Linked DNA regions of Homo sapiens: regions 1 and 3 are each linked to region 2. Evidence: chromatin loops called from intact Hi-C (ENCODE). Cell type or tissue: dorsolateral prefrontal cortex. All regions are shown on one strand. Each heading gives the region's core, and the rest is flanking DNA. Links, peaks and the distances in the headings are about the cores only.

The links. Peaks named below come from ENCODE experiments on the same cell type or tissue, not always from the same donor. Only the 100,000 strongest peaks of a DNase experiment are listed, where the experiment ranks them.
Region 1: a loop joins it to region 2, with 8 times the contacts of the local background. A loop is called at or near these places in 2 of 110 quality-filtered maps.
Region 3: it touches region 2 in a loop (12-fold over the local background); 5 of 110 quality-filtered maps call a loop at or near these places.

Annotation. Positions count from the first base shown.
Region 1 is chr2:21,887,237-21,892,139 of GRCh38, forward strand. No RefSeq gene overlaps it. Among named protein-coding and RNA genes, the nearest start is that of LINC01822, 180 kb to the left of the region's middle. In dorsolateral prefrontal cortex, for the core only: a CTCF peak has its summit at 2,991; a DNase peak (open chromatin) is centred at 3,005; H3K27ac peaks cover 438 bases.
Region 2 is chr2:21,173,826-21,178,728 of GRCh38, forward strand. No RefSeq gene overlaps it. Among named protein-coding and RNA genes, the nearest start is that of TDRD15, 52 kb to the left of the region's middle. In dorsolateral prefrontal cortex, for the core only: CTCF peaks have their summits at 2,203 (motif pointing right) and 2,404; no DNase peak of the experiment used is centred there; H3K27ac peaks cover 925 bases.
Region 3 is chr2:21,261,155-21,266,057 of GRCh38, forward strand. LOC105374317 (a long non-coding RNA gene) reads left to right here. Exons shown (of 4, transcript XR_002959373.2): 2 at 2,544-4,903. Among named protein-coding and RNA genes, the nearest start is that of TDRD15, 140 kb to the left of the region's middle. RefSeq lists a silencer at 4,290-4,459. In dorsolateral prefrontal cortex, for the core only: CTCF peaks have their summits at 2,637 and 2,854; a DNase peak (open chromatin) is centred at 2,637; H3K27ac peaks cover 4,000 bases.

The DNA of each region.
Region 1 (4,903 bases), core at 491-4,490, 710 kb after region 2:
TGTGGCTATAACCAAGCCTATCCTGACAAATACATGTAGGAAGAATGCAAGAATGCACTTTTAGCTGATGTGACAAATGGAAACAATTGTGCAGTGCATTTCCGTTCAATATGTGTATATTTTTCTGTAGTCAGAGAAAGGCCATGATAATTCACTACAGACAGTGTTTGATCAATTTTCTGCTGTAGCCATCTTGTCTGATGGTTTGGGCATTATCAGGGGAGGGCCTAGAGGCCTAGTGGGACTCTTGTCTGTGGCGTGCTACACTAAGTCTCAAGAAAGAAAGACTACTGTGGAATGATAGCTGAATTGAGGGAAGAAATTAAGAGTTTCAATATCAAACCAAACCAATAATGATTGAGCCTAAGGGACTGGATAATAGTCTTAAAAATCTAATAAGCATAGTCTAATTTCTCCAGTTTAGTTTTCCTATAACACATATTCAAATGTCAAATACATTCTGCTAGGATAAGTAAAAGAGGCTTGATATCATATGCCATATTTTTCCAGCAGGTCATCTGGATGGAAAAATGTACAAAATGTATCGAGCTTTAATGAAGCTTAGAAAAGTTCATGGATGACACACCAATAAACAGTGACTAGAGAAAGACAGACCAACTTTGAGCTTCAGAGATCCAGAACAGGAAAAAAAGGTCACCTTGTGCACCCCTTCTAAGATGGCACACCCTCCACTAGGTGGACACGAAATGGAAGCTAGGGTGGCATTTATACTCTTCTTAAAATAGCAAAAGAATTTGTCATTCAACTGGTAGCAGATTTTCTTTTTGCCTTTACACTTGCTACGTGAAAGCTGCCTTTATATGAGTGTCACCAGCTTGTCATTTTATAAATCACTGCTGCCTTGCCAAATAGATATGTGCATCGGTAAGACTGTCCTTTTTTGCATAAGTCTCATAAATCAACATCACTGAACAATTCTCAGCATAGGTAGTCTTTTAAATTTAAAATTGGGATACATAAAAAAGACTGTGATGTGGAAAAAAATCTCTTAAGAAATTATGTGTGTTTGTTTGCGAGAGTGAAAAAAAAGAGAGATTGAGCCAGAGAGAAAGTTTCCCTCATTCAGATGCTCTGAGTTATGAGCCAGAAGGCGCAGCAATGCTTGAAGGAGAAGAACAAAGGTGGAGTTTTACTTTGTAGGGTGGTAAAGGTTTGCATTTTATGACCCCTGGAAAGGGTCCTCTTTGAAGTCACCTCAAGTATCACTGGACTCACTAGCCTTCCCTAAAATACATGTTTACAAGAAAAAGAACGTGATGAATGTGATGTCCAAAGAAGGTGACAAATGGATTAATTTCAACTAAAAACAGTGATAACTTCAGCTTATTAAGTGCTTACTCTGGGTTGCATACTTCCTAAACACCTTTCTACAAGAACACATTCAATCCTCACCAGAAATATCCAAGATGGGCACTATTGTCACTGTCTTTTCATAGAAAAGGAAACTCAGGCATGGAGCTATTATTAAGTAACTTGGATAAGGTGACACAGTTGATAAGTGGCAGAGCTGGGTTTGGACACAGACATTCTGACTCCAGGGTTCATGCTTCTTCAGAAGAAAACTACAATCTACTTATAGATAGGCTCAAGTTGATAAATGAACTCCATGAGTAGGACCCTGTTTTCCTTGATGATCGGTGTAGACATTCTTAGAATATGGTCTCAAATTTGATAATGCCCTTGACCTTGCTTTAAAGTTCTTTCCAAAATAGATTCTATCTTGTGTGAAATCCTGAAGGTGATAGAATGGACCATGACTTTCAATAGTGATTCACGGAGCAACCCAAGTTTAGCATAATAACTGCTGGACAGATCTATGGCTAACTCAAGAATATCCCTGAAAGCCTGAAATCTGGGTAGTGCAAGGGTTCTAAGAACAGATTTGGTGACGAGCCTGTGACCAAAGTGTACTGTCAGCCAATTTGTACATGCATGATCCATGATAAAATTGCTTCTCCTCTCCTTAACTCATTTACTCATCTCTAAAACAAGTAAAATGATACTGGTCTCTTAGAGATTGTTGGTGAGATTACATATTCTTGGCCCTTAGTAAACATCAACAAATGATAGTCATTATTACATTTTGGCTTGAATGGCTGTTGCTGCATCTTCGCTGAGGGGTTCCACATTCCACGATTAGGTTTTCAGAGCTTTGCTAAAAGCCTTGTAGTGACTTGTAGTGACGAGTTGGAGCATCACCCAATCCTACACTTCAGTTATGAGAAGGAAGAGGACTTACCTTGAAGAACCACTTCAAGAAAGAAGAAACACTCTGATTCTTTAGAATATGAACATTTTGAGTCAAACTAGAGATGCATATTTCAGAAAAAAAAATTATTGCGGTCAGGGCAATGTTGTCCATACTAGAATATTTCATACTTTAGTGAAACGGAATGAAGGAGATATATATATATATATCCCCTTCTCCACCAATGTTAGTCTAATTAGCTGTGCCTATTACTGAATAAGGTCTTTTTTTTTTTTTGGTAAGAAACCTCAAATTATTAAAACTAGATTATGTATAAATAATTGACTAGAAACAGATTATTTTACTCTCTAAAAATGCATAAACCAGAGTATATGGTAATTTCACATTCACTGAACCCCTTTCCCTCTTCTTCTTTTCCCTGGGGCCTCACAGGTAGGTATCCCTAGAGGTATGAGGTACCTCCCTATTCATCTTGTGATAATAATATACAACAAAGATTAATTAAGAAGGTCCCTTTCTAGTATTAAAATGAATCTTTCAAGGAGGTCCATTTGAAATGGCTCAGATGTTATGTGCCATGTCATAGCTTTTCACTTAACAGGTCTGAAGGTAATCATGTCTGAGAAAAGATGAAAGGAATCCAACATGTGGGGCCTGAAAAATAATGACAAGTCTAGAGAACAGGCCAGATAAAAGGAGGGTAAAGGGCATTGTCAGCGTGCCACACAGCGGCTTTGGTTCAATCGGCACACACTGGAAAAATGATGAAAAAACGCACAAAGAGCACACTGTGCCTTCATTCCCCACGTGTCTTGATAAACAGTGGGCAGAGAGATGAAGGCCCTGTTCCCCGGATAACTTGCTGTGCAGGAGGAGCACCTCTCCCTCCCTGGCTCACTTTCCTTTCTCTCTCCTCAGCTCTCCGCATTTGTTTTTCACATTCTCCAAAGTATTATACTTTCTTCCTTTTTCATACACCTTTGATATTTCTATTTCATCTCGGCCCTGATACATCCAGGTTTTTAGCTAAAAGTTTCTGTGTGCATGTGTGTGTTTTATTTCATCAAGCAGAATTTAGTCTATGGTTTGTGTATTTCAGAAGCTCTGTGTTTCAGCTTCTCTTCCCCTGGTACACTGAGCTCCTGCCCCAAGCTCAGGCCGCCTGTGCATGACAGGTATGAGGCCAGCATTCTGTGATTCACCTGGAAAACACAAGTCCCCACTTCTTCCTCATTTCTGTGCCTCTCTGGAGGGAACCCTGGCAGCCCTTGCCTCAGTTTCTGGGACAATCCAGGCAGCTCTCCATCACTGGAGAACACCAGATGGAATGGATGGAGGCAATTTTTCAGAAAGTACTTTAAGAGCGGCTTCCTCAGTGGTCTTTCCAGCTGGAAGCAGAGCGTCCAGAAAGCACCGCATTCTCAGCGCTGTTTCATTGCCTCAAGAGCTACAGATGGCTTCCCCAAGCACCTGAAGTCGATGCTGCTTGCCTGGATGGAATAAGCTGCAAGCTGCAGAAACTCTTGTCTTTTCACAGTGGAACTCAGACTCCAGTTTCTTTCTGCCTTGAGAGTGAAAGAAAGGAGAAGACACAGAGTAGGAAAGAGCCAGAAGGTGGAGAAATTAATGTTTAATGCTTGATACTCCCGGGGCCTGGCCAGCTGCTCAAAAAAAGGTACATAAGGGGATATTTATAATATTGCTTCCTGTGGCCACACGTAAGCAAGACTTTGAAAATGGCCCAAGTCTCTTTCTCCGGAAAGATGTGGGTTTACTAGTTGAGTTTGAATTGATTGCATGATTCTTGCATGTTACTAAGTATAGCAGTTTTTCTTATTTTCCTTCTTTCTTTTTTTTTTCTTTTCTTACTTTTTGACTTGACAAACAGTGGGTCGAGGGTCAAGGCCCTGTTCTCCCTGGAGAACTTGCTGTGCGGGAGGATCCCCTCTCCGTCCCTCCCGGGCTCACTTTCACTTCCCTCTCCTCAGCTTCTGTCCATTTGATCCTCACATTTCACTGTTTAGTTCTGCTAATATCAGCCAGTGGTCCACTTGGCTGGGATCAAGGTACTGTCATAAGAAGCCACTGGCATTAGATAGTTTCTGCCATGTTAATGATTCTTCCATTTGCTTTCTATTTTTGCTGACTGTTGGGAGCTGTGACTGCGGGTAACTGGCTGATCTGGCATGGAAAAGGTTTTACAAGAACAAGTTAACCTGTGACAGATGTCAGAAAGGCAGGCAGAACTGATCTTTGGTTTTGCTGAGCTACCTTTTGGAGGCCACCAGTGGTTACTTGGTGTTGGGTCCAGGACTGTGCCGCTGTCAGTTGAGACCTCACAGCTGCTGCCTGTTGTCATGACAATTATTTAGAGAAACTTTTTTTGATTGATATGATTCACATATTTTTCTTATTACTCCATCCAAAATCAAGTTTCAAGTCTTGTGATCTTTCTTTCCACATTGTGCCCTGCTTCCTAAGCCTGCTAAGAGCAGACAGGCACCAGGAAAGAATCTATCTAGCCAGATAGAAACCATTTCAGGCAAGGCTTGTCCTCTACCCTCATCACTTCTCAACCATTGGGGCTGAGGAGTGAAAGGAAAGAGTAGTGCTGATAACCATAAGCTCCCAACTCCCTAGAAGCTTGTGGGCTAGTGGTTACATTGGAGCAAG
Region 2 (4,903 bases), core at 490-4,489:
ATGCTTATATTCTTATCATATGGAGCCTAACCTTTATCATGTATTAACTGGTAATCTTATTTTATCAGTACCTAAAAGTTTACATTATGAGAGCGATGGCAGCCAGCTAGGGCAACATGTGTTCAAATCTAGAAATGTTGGTCTGAAGATGTATAAAATTCCGTTTCTGGAGTATCTCTTTGCTTGACTGTTTTACATAATTGAAATGTTAATCATGTGATTTAATATTTAGAATAGTTTTCCTAAATATGAAATTAAATTATTAAATCTATTTTATTTTTGAAAAAATGACATTAAGCTTTGTTCTGTAACACATCTGTCTGATCATGTCACCACCTTTATCCTTCCGGCCTTCATCTCTTTACATACCTCCTGGGTATCTTCACCTATTCTCTTCTACCATCCTGCTTATTCTCACATACTGAGCAAATGTTTGTTTCTTGCTAAATTTTTAAAAGTTCATTTATCTTATCACTCTACTAGGGCTACAAGCTTCTGGGCAGTGACTGGACCTTTTCTTTCTCTTCCTTTTTTTTTTCTTGACAGGGTCTTCCTCTGTCATCCAGGCTGGAGTGCAGTGGCACGGGCAAAGCTCACTGTAATCTCAAACTTCTTCGCTCAAGGGATCCTCCCTCCTTAGTCTTCTCAGTAGCTAGGACTACAGGCATGTACCACTACACCCAACTGATTACTTTTTGGAGAGACAAGGTCTCCCTATGTTAGCCAGTGTATTTTCTTCGTATATTATGGTGCTTAGGATATATGGTCAGCATGTAGGAGGAGCTCTGATTACTCAATTAAAAAGTTTACCCACATGTTCTGAATTATTCTGCCTTCAATTTAAGATGTGTTTTACTCTTTCTCGTGGATTATATTGAAGAACACATCCATATTTTTCCATTTACCGATACGATGTGCCAACCAATTGTTTGAGGTGTATAGCTTCATTTCTTACATCTCCCCTGAAGTGTAGACCCGTATATTCTATTGTGTCCTTGACATTTTCACGAGGATGCCTAAAAGGCAATTTAAATGTATGTTTTAAATTTAATTCTTGTCTTCCTCCCCCATACCTGCTCTTTCCCCAGTGTTCTCCACCTTAGTGATTGGCTTCTGGTTCACCTGGTTGTCATGACAAAAACTTTAGCATTATTGTTCATTGCTGTTTTTCTGTCATATCCCACAGGCATTCCTATTGGCGTTCCCTTTAAAACACAGCCCTCTTAACCTTTACCCCCTCCACTCCACCATCAGTTTCTCACCTGGATTACTGCAACAGACTGCTCTTCGGCCTCTCTGCTACTCCCTTTGCCCACCCCCCAGCACACACCAAGTCTGTTCTTCACATAGTCGGAGCCAATGAAAACCCAAATGTGATCATGTCCGAAACTTCCAAGGGCTCTCCTCCACATTTAAATAAAATTCACAGAATCTGTACAGCCTGCAAATCCCTGCACATCTGGCCCTTCACTGTCTTTCTGACCTCATCTCCCACTATTCCCATTACTCACATTCTCTAGCCACACTGTTCCTGTACAGATCTTTAACCACGTTTCTGCCTCAGGTCCTTTGTACACGCCATTGCTGCCCCAACATACTTTTTCTCAGGAATATATACATCTCTCACTTAAGTCTATTGTTTAAACATTGTCTTATTATAGAGGTGAATCCTGACCATTCTTCACAAAGTAACATATTCTCATCTCCGTAACTGTTTCCTTACTCTATTTTACTTCATAACCTTAATGCCAAACTCACATTATAATGCAGATATATTTTTATCTTCCTCCACAAGAATGTAAGTTTTTTAAAGGAAGAAATTTGCTTGTCTTTTTCACTGTAATCCCTGTACTTAGGGAAATTGCTGACATATAATATGTCCTTTTAAAATGCAATTTTTGAGTGTGACCGAATTTCTCTCTGTGCTCAATTTAGAGTACATCTGCTTTCTTATTTGTTGTTCTGCATGAGATTGGGCTCCATTTTTAAGATTGCTGGACTGTATTTTCTAAGGATGTCTTTAATTTGTGCATTATTAAACTTATAACCTTCTGAATTATTAATTTGATTGTGCATTCCTTTTAGGATAATTCATCATATATTTCATCTTTGATAAGTCATTCTTAGGAAGATGGAGTGAAAAATAAAGATATCTTTTAGAATTTAAAAGTAGAAATTTTGGCCACCAGATGGAGACCCAGTACTGACTTTTTGTGATAGGTTGACTATCCGAGAGAAGTAACCTTAAGAATACATGCTTAAACTGAAATGCATTTTTTTTACTCCTCATTTGTATATTTCTAGCAACTTTACTCATTAGAGATATTATTACCTATATCAAGGAAGGTGTGGAGTGGTTAGCAAGTTGTACTAGAGAAGAATCATAGAATATAAAGCAACCAGAGGCGAATGTATTTGAAGATCAGGGTTCTTAGCTGATTCTCTGGTAAAGTAAGGTCAGAAGAGAACAGGCTGTTGAAGAAAGTGAAAATGTGCGGGTAATGCTGAGTGATGGAATGTTAGAGCCAAGGGAAATGTGTTAGAGGGGAAAAGGGCCAGACAGGAAAGAGTTCAGAAGGGAAAAATAACTTGTGATAAAATAGGTGTAACTACAGCGTGCCTTCCTGACACAGCAGAGTAGAGAGACAATAAGAGTCATAAAGTAGATTTCAGAACGTCTTTGGTGGCAAGGATCTTCTAACTGGCCAGGCAGGTTGGATCTGCTTGTTCATTCCCAAATGAATGGGGACATTGGCTGACTTTATCACTCTATCTCTTTTATTTTTGGAATCATTTTTCCACAGTGCCATGTAATGTGGAGACTACATGTACCACATGAGGTACCTAAATATAACAATAAATACATTTCCTCTGGAGTTCTTAGCAAATAGGATTTCTTCATACTTGAAAGAAGAAACACCCCAGAAGGGAGAATTAAATAATTTTTCAATTTTTACTCACTGAGTTTTATTTACCTTACTTTCAGCAGTGGCCACACAAAAAAATCTCTTTATGCCAATGCCAGGAGGAGAAAAATAGTTCATAGCTTACATGCTATTTGACCTAAACATTAGAAGAGAAATTTGCCTTTTGTTTCATCGTCACCTTACGAAGAGGTTGATGATCTCTGCTCTGTTTTTCTTTCACCCCACAAACAGCAATAACCTTTTAATTGCTCTCTCTGCCTCTGCTCTCTTTTCTGTCCAATTTTGGCCCTCTGCAATCCTATGAAGCTAATTTACCTAAAACAAAAATGACCCAGCTGTATTTTTTTTTCCAACTAAAATCTGTCAGAGACTGCATTGAGTGCAGGGTAGAATCCAAACTCGTTAGCATAGCGAATTCTCCTGACCCTGACCCTACCTAGATTCTAGACTTGATGTTCAGCTCAGGTGTAACTTTTGAAGCCTTCCTTAACTCTTCTAGCAAAAGTGATAGAGCCACCTCTTTCGTGTTGTCATGGTTTTGTTTGCACTGTTACAGTAATCCCTTCTTATGTGTAGTTTTGCTTTCCACTGTTTCGGTTACCTGCAGTCAGCTGCAGTCCAAAAACAGGGGAGTCTAGTACAATAAGGTATTCTGAGAGAGTGAGAGAGACCACATTTACGTAACTTTTATTACAGTATATTGTTATAATTATTGTTGTTAATCTCTTACCATGCCTAATTTACAAGTTAAACTTTATCATCGGTATGTATGTGTAGGAAAAAAAAACATAGTACAGGGTCCCACATCCACAACCCAAATCGATGGGTTCAGTCAACTGCAGATAGAAAATGTGACAACAAAAATAACAAAAATATTTTATTGAAATATTTTTTATTTCAATAAAAATAACAAGACAACAATAAAAAATGATACACATAAAACAATATGGCCTCTTGGGCAATGTAAATATAAATTTACATAGCATTTACATTGTATCGGGTCTTATAAGTAAGTTAGAGACAATTTCAAGTATACGGGAGGATATGCATAGGCTATATGCAAATACTACACCATTTTATATCCAGGACTTGAGCATTTGCAGATTTTGGTATTCATGGGGGTGCTAGAGCCAATCCCCCAGATGTACTGAGGGATGACTGTATATTTCTGTTTTGGTATGACCCATGGTTTTATGGAATCCACTGAAGGTCTTGGAACTATCCCCTGAAGATAAGGGGGACTACGGTATTAAATCACTTTTCACCTTATGTTGTATTTAATTTTATTGATTTTGATCTTACATAGGTTTTGAGTTCCTTGAGATCGGGGATCCTATTTCCCAAGGTCTTCAGTGAAAGAATTATTTACTGAGAATTATTGTTACCGAGAGAGCAATTAGCAAATTTTTTTGATGAACCTTTCAATTTTGTTTCTGTAACCTTCCAGTTTTGGTTTTGTAAAAAACTATAGTATCATTTATTTTCTGTCATTGTTTTCTACAGACTTTAGATAACCAATCTGATTTAAAAATTGTTTGCATTTTAATGTTCAAAACCAAAATAGCCTCTTGGGCAAATAGAAAAACAAAGAGGGTATTGTTATTTTAACCTCTTATAATGTAACTCATTCATTGCCTTTATAGTACATCATGAATACAATTTAATAGAATCATTTTCTCTTTTAATAGTTACATACAAATTGAACACCAATAAGGTTAATCAGTAACCATGTAGTATTAATCAACATGAAGAATCAGTTTCAATCTACATACTCCCTCTCAAAACTGCTTACATCAAATGCACCGAAACAACAGTATAGAAATTGACTGAAGTACAGGATAGTGAGTACTAGTAATCCCAATATTGAGGAATACTTTAGGATTCATTTATTTATTTATTTGGCAAACATTTATTCAGCATCTACTATTTGTCAGGCACTGTCCCTGACCTGGAGAATATCTGTAAATAAAAGAGTC
Region 3 (4,903 bases), core at 491-4,490, 87 kb after region 2:
GCTCTGTCGCCCAGCCTGGAGTGCAGTGGCGCGATCTCGGCTCACTGCGAGCTCCGCCTCCTGGGTTCACGCCATTCTCCTGCCTCAGCCGCCCGAGTAGCTGGGACTACAGGCGCCCGCCACCACGCCCAGCTAATTTTTTGTATTTTTAGTAGAGACGGGGTTTCACCGTGTTAGCCAGGATGGTCTCGATCTCCTGACCTCGTGATCCACCCGCCTCGGCCTCCCAAAGTGCTGGCTACTTCTTCTTTAGAGTACAACCTATGGGCTCTTTGACAGCTGTTTTTAGATTCAGCTGTCAAAGGCTGAATCTAAAAGGCCCTTTTAACGTCTCTGGGTTTGCGTCTGTGCTCCAAGTGGAGCAGATTATTTTAGAATTGCACTGAATCAACAAAAGACAATGCATGTAAATGTGTCTACCACATAGAGGAGGCAACATGTTTGGTGATATAAGTTATAGAAGTTTCATCTGCCTTTTCTGCCTTCCTGTGTCTGTTTTGCTTTTTTCTGATCATTGTATCTGTTAAAGTTCCTTCCGGGAAGAACAGCGGGAGCTGAGTATCTCCTGGGGTTTTGCCACTGGAGCATCCCAGGAGCCACTGAAATGAGAGGGCCCCTGATGCAGACAGGGAGATGACAGAGAGCTTGGCACTGAGCCGTGCAGCAAGCAGGCTCAGGCAGAGAATGTGCAGGCAGGAGCCCCCGACAGGAGGCCAGTAAAGAGCACCGGCTTCTGAAGAAGGAAAATTGAGAAGAGCTTGTGCTGAAGAAGTTGGAACCAGTCATGCTAGTGAGCCGGACTGAGATTTCTGAAAGACAGTAAAAAAAAAAAAAATGCAAGTGTGCACCTTCTTCTGAGTACTTCCAAGGTAACTAGAGCCGCTGTAAAACACTAGTGCTTTTCCTCTGTATCCCCAGTAAAAGGAGAATCCAGCCCTAGTTGCCTTCCTGGGGGAGGAACTTTTGAATGCAGGAGGTGGAGGTGATATTTCAGGACTTAGCATTTGGCAAACAGTTGGCTCCAGAGCCCAACATTGCTTCTGGCCTCAGGAAAATGCTGGATGGAGAGAGTCTCCAGCATTGGCCAGCATGGCATTACTCAGGGAATTTCCTTGTTTCTTTTCTTTTTCTGTTTGGTGGCCAAACTGTTGGAAGAGGATAATCTTCTCATCTTGTTTCTTTCAGTCCCGAATTTATTAATCACTTTAAATGGTTATAACTCCCCCAGTTTTATTTGAACTCTTCAGCTTTCTTTTTAAAAAGTATTTTGCTTCTTTCTCTGGGCTGGCCCTGTGTCTTTTTGTCTCACTCTATTTCTTGCTGTTTGTTTCCATGTCTCATGGCCCAATTCCATTTTGTATCTCTCTGTATTTGCTCATAAAGCTCTGTCTTTAATTGTCTGTCTGTCTTTTTCTTTCCTTTCTCCTGGGTCAGGCAGGAAGTTAAGGCAGACAGACAGCTGGTCCTTTTCTTTATTTGGAATAAAAAATGGCTTTGGTGGCTGATGACAGGCAACTTGGGCTTATATGATCCTGGGAAGCCGCAGCAGCAGGACAAGAGGGGGAGCTTTTCCATCCTGCCTCCAGGTCTCATTTTCACAGGGACATTTCCTACCAGGAAGGAGCCTTGGAGATGAAGCTGGATTTTCCATCCAGAGTCTTCCGAGGCACTTAGTTCTTCTTTGAGGGGTTCAAGTGGTCCAGCTCCAAGTGTGTGTGGTGGGGAGAGGACCACTCCTAGGTTATCAGCCTTGGGCTAGGTCTGGGAGGGATAGAACTGTAAAGGACACCAGCCCTGTTTCTGAGGACATGGAAAGACTTTCTCCTCAATTTGGCATTTAACACCCTTCATGAGTTGGCCTCAGCCTGTCCCCTACTGTTCCCCTCACACCTTGTTCTAGTGTCTGAGTTTCTGGCTGCCTCCATGGTTCTGGTTCTTCCTAATGTGCACTGGTACAAGCTCTGTCCTCTGACACTCTTGTCAACTGCGGCAAACTCCTGTTCATCCACTGGTTCCAACTCAGACGCCACCTCCTCTGTGAAGTCTCTCCCAACTCCAGGGAGAGTTACTTACTCTCTTCTGAGTAGATGTTCTTGCCTTTATTGTCCTCCCATGGTCTTATAATTGTCTACTTAGGTGCCTGTCTTCCCTCTAGACTGTGATCTCTTTGAAGGCAAGCATGATGCCTTATTTATTATATCCTTAATATCTGGCAACTAGTAAGAGGTTAATGCTTGTGGAATAAGAACTAGGAAAAACAATTTTAGGAGTTATATGATCAACACTAAGCTGTGTGCTGAAACTGTGAGTGCTGTCGGACCTTGGAGAAGAAGGGGAGGGGTTAGCATGGGGTTTGAGGGAGACCAATGCCTCCTTCTGCATGTGTACCCCACACTTGCAACAGAAGGTCAGTGGGACAGAAACAGTGGCATCACCCAGTGCTTGCTGGAGTCCAAAGTGCCCGGTTTGGGGAATGGAATTTCTAATGTGTTTCTTTTCCTGTGATCTATCTCCCCTGCCAATGCTGCTCCTTGGAAGACCAGGACCAGAGACCATGCTGGGAAGCCTGGCTGCTCTTTGAGGACTGAGATGAACTTAGCAATGCAGAGAAGAACAAAGAGAGGCTTGTGCTCACCGTGTTCCAGAGGGATCACCGTGTTCCCTTTGTTCATTTGAGGACATGAATACAACTATGGTCTTTGGACAAAAGGCATATGCCAGGCAGTATGAATGGTCTCTCTTGTCTGTGCAATTAGTATGTAAGAGCACGTGAACTGGTGCCTGGGACCTCTACCTGTTTTAGTATGATAGCACCACAGTAAAGGGCCTGGACTTTGTATGAGCTTGGGAAAATCATGTCACCTCTGCAAGTCTTGGTTTCCCTGGGTGTTAAATGTCAATTTAAGTAAAATGCTATCTACTTTGTTTTGGAGACTTTCTATGAGAATCTGATAAACTATAACCTGTGAAAGAGTTTCAAAAGTTGTAAAAGATTGAAGGGTGAGTATACGGTGCATGATCCTTTACAGGGTTCTTGAAAATGCAGTTACTCCAAGGGGCAGTGCTAGCAGAAGCTCATAGCTCATTCTCCTGATTAGAAAACCTTTTTGGGGAAAGGGCTCAGGTTTATTTCTGGTTCTAACATGCTCAGTTTAATGCAACATATTTCAGCTTCTTATGGAATCTCTACCATATGCTAAGCCTGTGCCAGGCAAAAGGGGGTGGTGTGGCATGGAGATTAGTCATAGAGAAGTTCTGTCCCCCAGGATCACCAAAGGACCCATCTTCCTCTGATAGAGCCCTCTGCCGACTTAGTTGATCTTCGCTCTTGGCAAAGCCACATGTACGGTAGCCCAGGTCCTTTTGAAAGGTAGTGTTTGTGGCAAGAATTAAAGCAATAACACCCTACTTTGGAGGTACAAGCTCAAGGTGGTGAGGGTGATGGCAGGAAGAGGCAAGTGAATCAAGGAAAGATGGAAGCAATGCAATGCCACCTGCCCCTCTGCTAGCCAGAGGTTTATGTGAACCTTGCAGTGACACATTAGTTCCTCAACAGGCACAGCCGCTTGGCGTACTGGGCTGCGTGGGAAGGTTGGTGAGGAAAAAACACGCTTTGAAGTAATCCACATTGGGAAGAAAAGAGGATATTTATCTGTCCAATTACTTTCCAGTTCCATTTCTCACTGGTCAAGGTTATATCCAGAGGAAATCATAGCCCCTGGTGGATGCTCAGTAAGCCAGATCCCATGCTCATGATACTGTGCTTCATGCGAGTGGAAAAGTGGGGGAAAGCTTGGCACAAGTGGGCTCCAGCCCACAGAAAGAGAGAAAGAGACAGCCGGGAGCGTCTCAGAAGGCACACAGGTGTTTGGTCCTATTCCCTGACCTTCTCCTACTCCAGGTTAGGAGAGCTTGGAATCCAGTGGAGTGTGGGGGTGAATATGGCTCCACTTCTAAATCCCTTCCTTCATCTCCATCCACTGGAAGCGATTGCATCCTGCTGACAGGTTCCTCAGCTCTGAAGCCTCATCCAAGGGCTTAACAGGAACAGAGTGACTGCCGTGGCTCCACCTCAACCTCTCCTGCAGACCGATCCAGCCTTATCCTTTCCACAATCCCTTACGAGAGGCCTGGATTCTTATTAAGAAACACTATGGATTTTTAGAGTAAAAATGTCTATAGAGAGACTTCAGAAACAGTCTGGGGAGATTATAAAGAAATGTGGGCCAGTTGTCCAAGGAGATTTTATAGAATATTCAATAGCACTCATGTCATAAAAGGCCTGTGGAGGTTTGCATAGCTGAGGCTGGCCCTGAATTATGATTCCCTGATGCAGAGCCCAGCAAAAGCTCACAGCATCCCAGACTAGGGCTTGATGCTGCTGTGCTTGTAAAAATAGAGCCACCTCACCTCACTCAAATGCAGTGGGGATATTAATTTCCAGGGCTGGAGTTCAATTTCATAGAAAGACAGAGTGGAAAATAGAGCTGTCTTTTCAATCCCAGTGGTCATAATAGAACCCCACCCTGCACCTCTCTGGAAACTGTCTCCCAGCCAGCTCCCAGACACACTGAAACGTACCTTGTGCTTTGCTTTCAATGATAACTGGAGCTGGGTAGCCACAGGGACAGCAATTACTGTCCACAGATGAGGAACCTGAGGCATTTGGAGGTTAATCTACTCTCTCACAGGCACAGAGCGAGGCAGAGGATGTGCCAGTTTGAAAGTCCTCCTCCTGAGTGGGAGCAGACGACCACAGTTACATTCCACTTTTATGGAAGAAGGAGAGTTATGAAGGTGCAGGCCTACTGTGTGCTAGGCCCTGCATGAAGTGCTTGACATTCACACTCATTCAGTTTTACAGTGAACCTGACAGGTCAATATTTTCTCCATTTATTAGGAA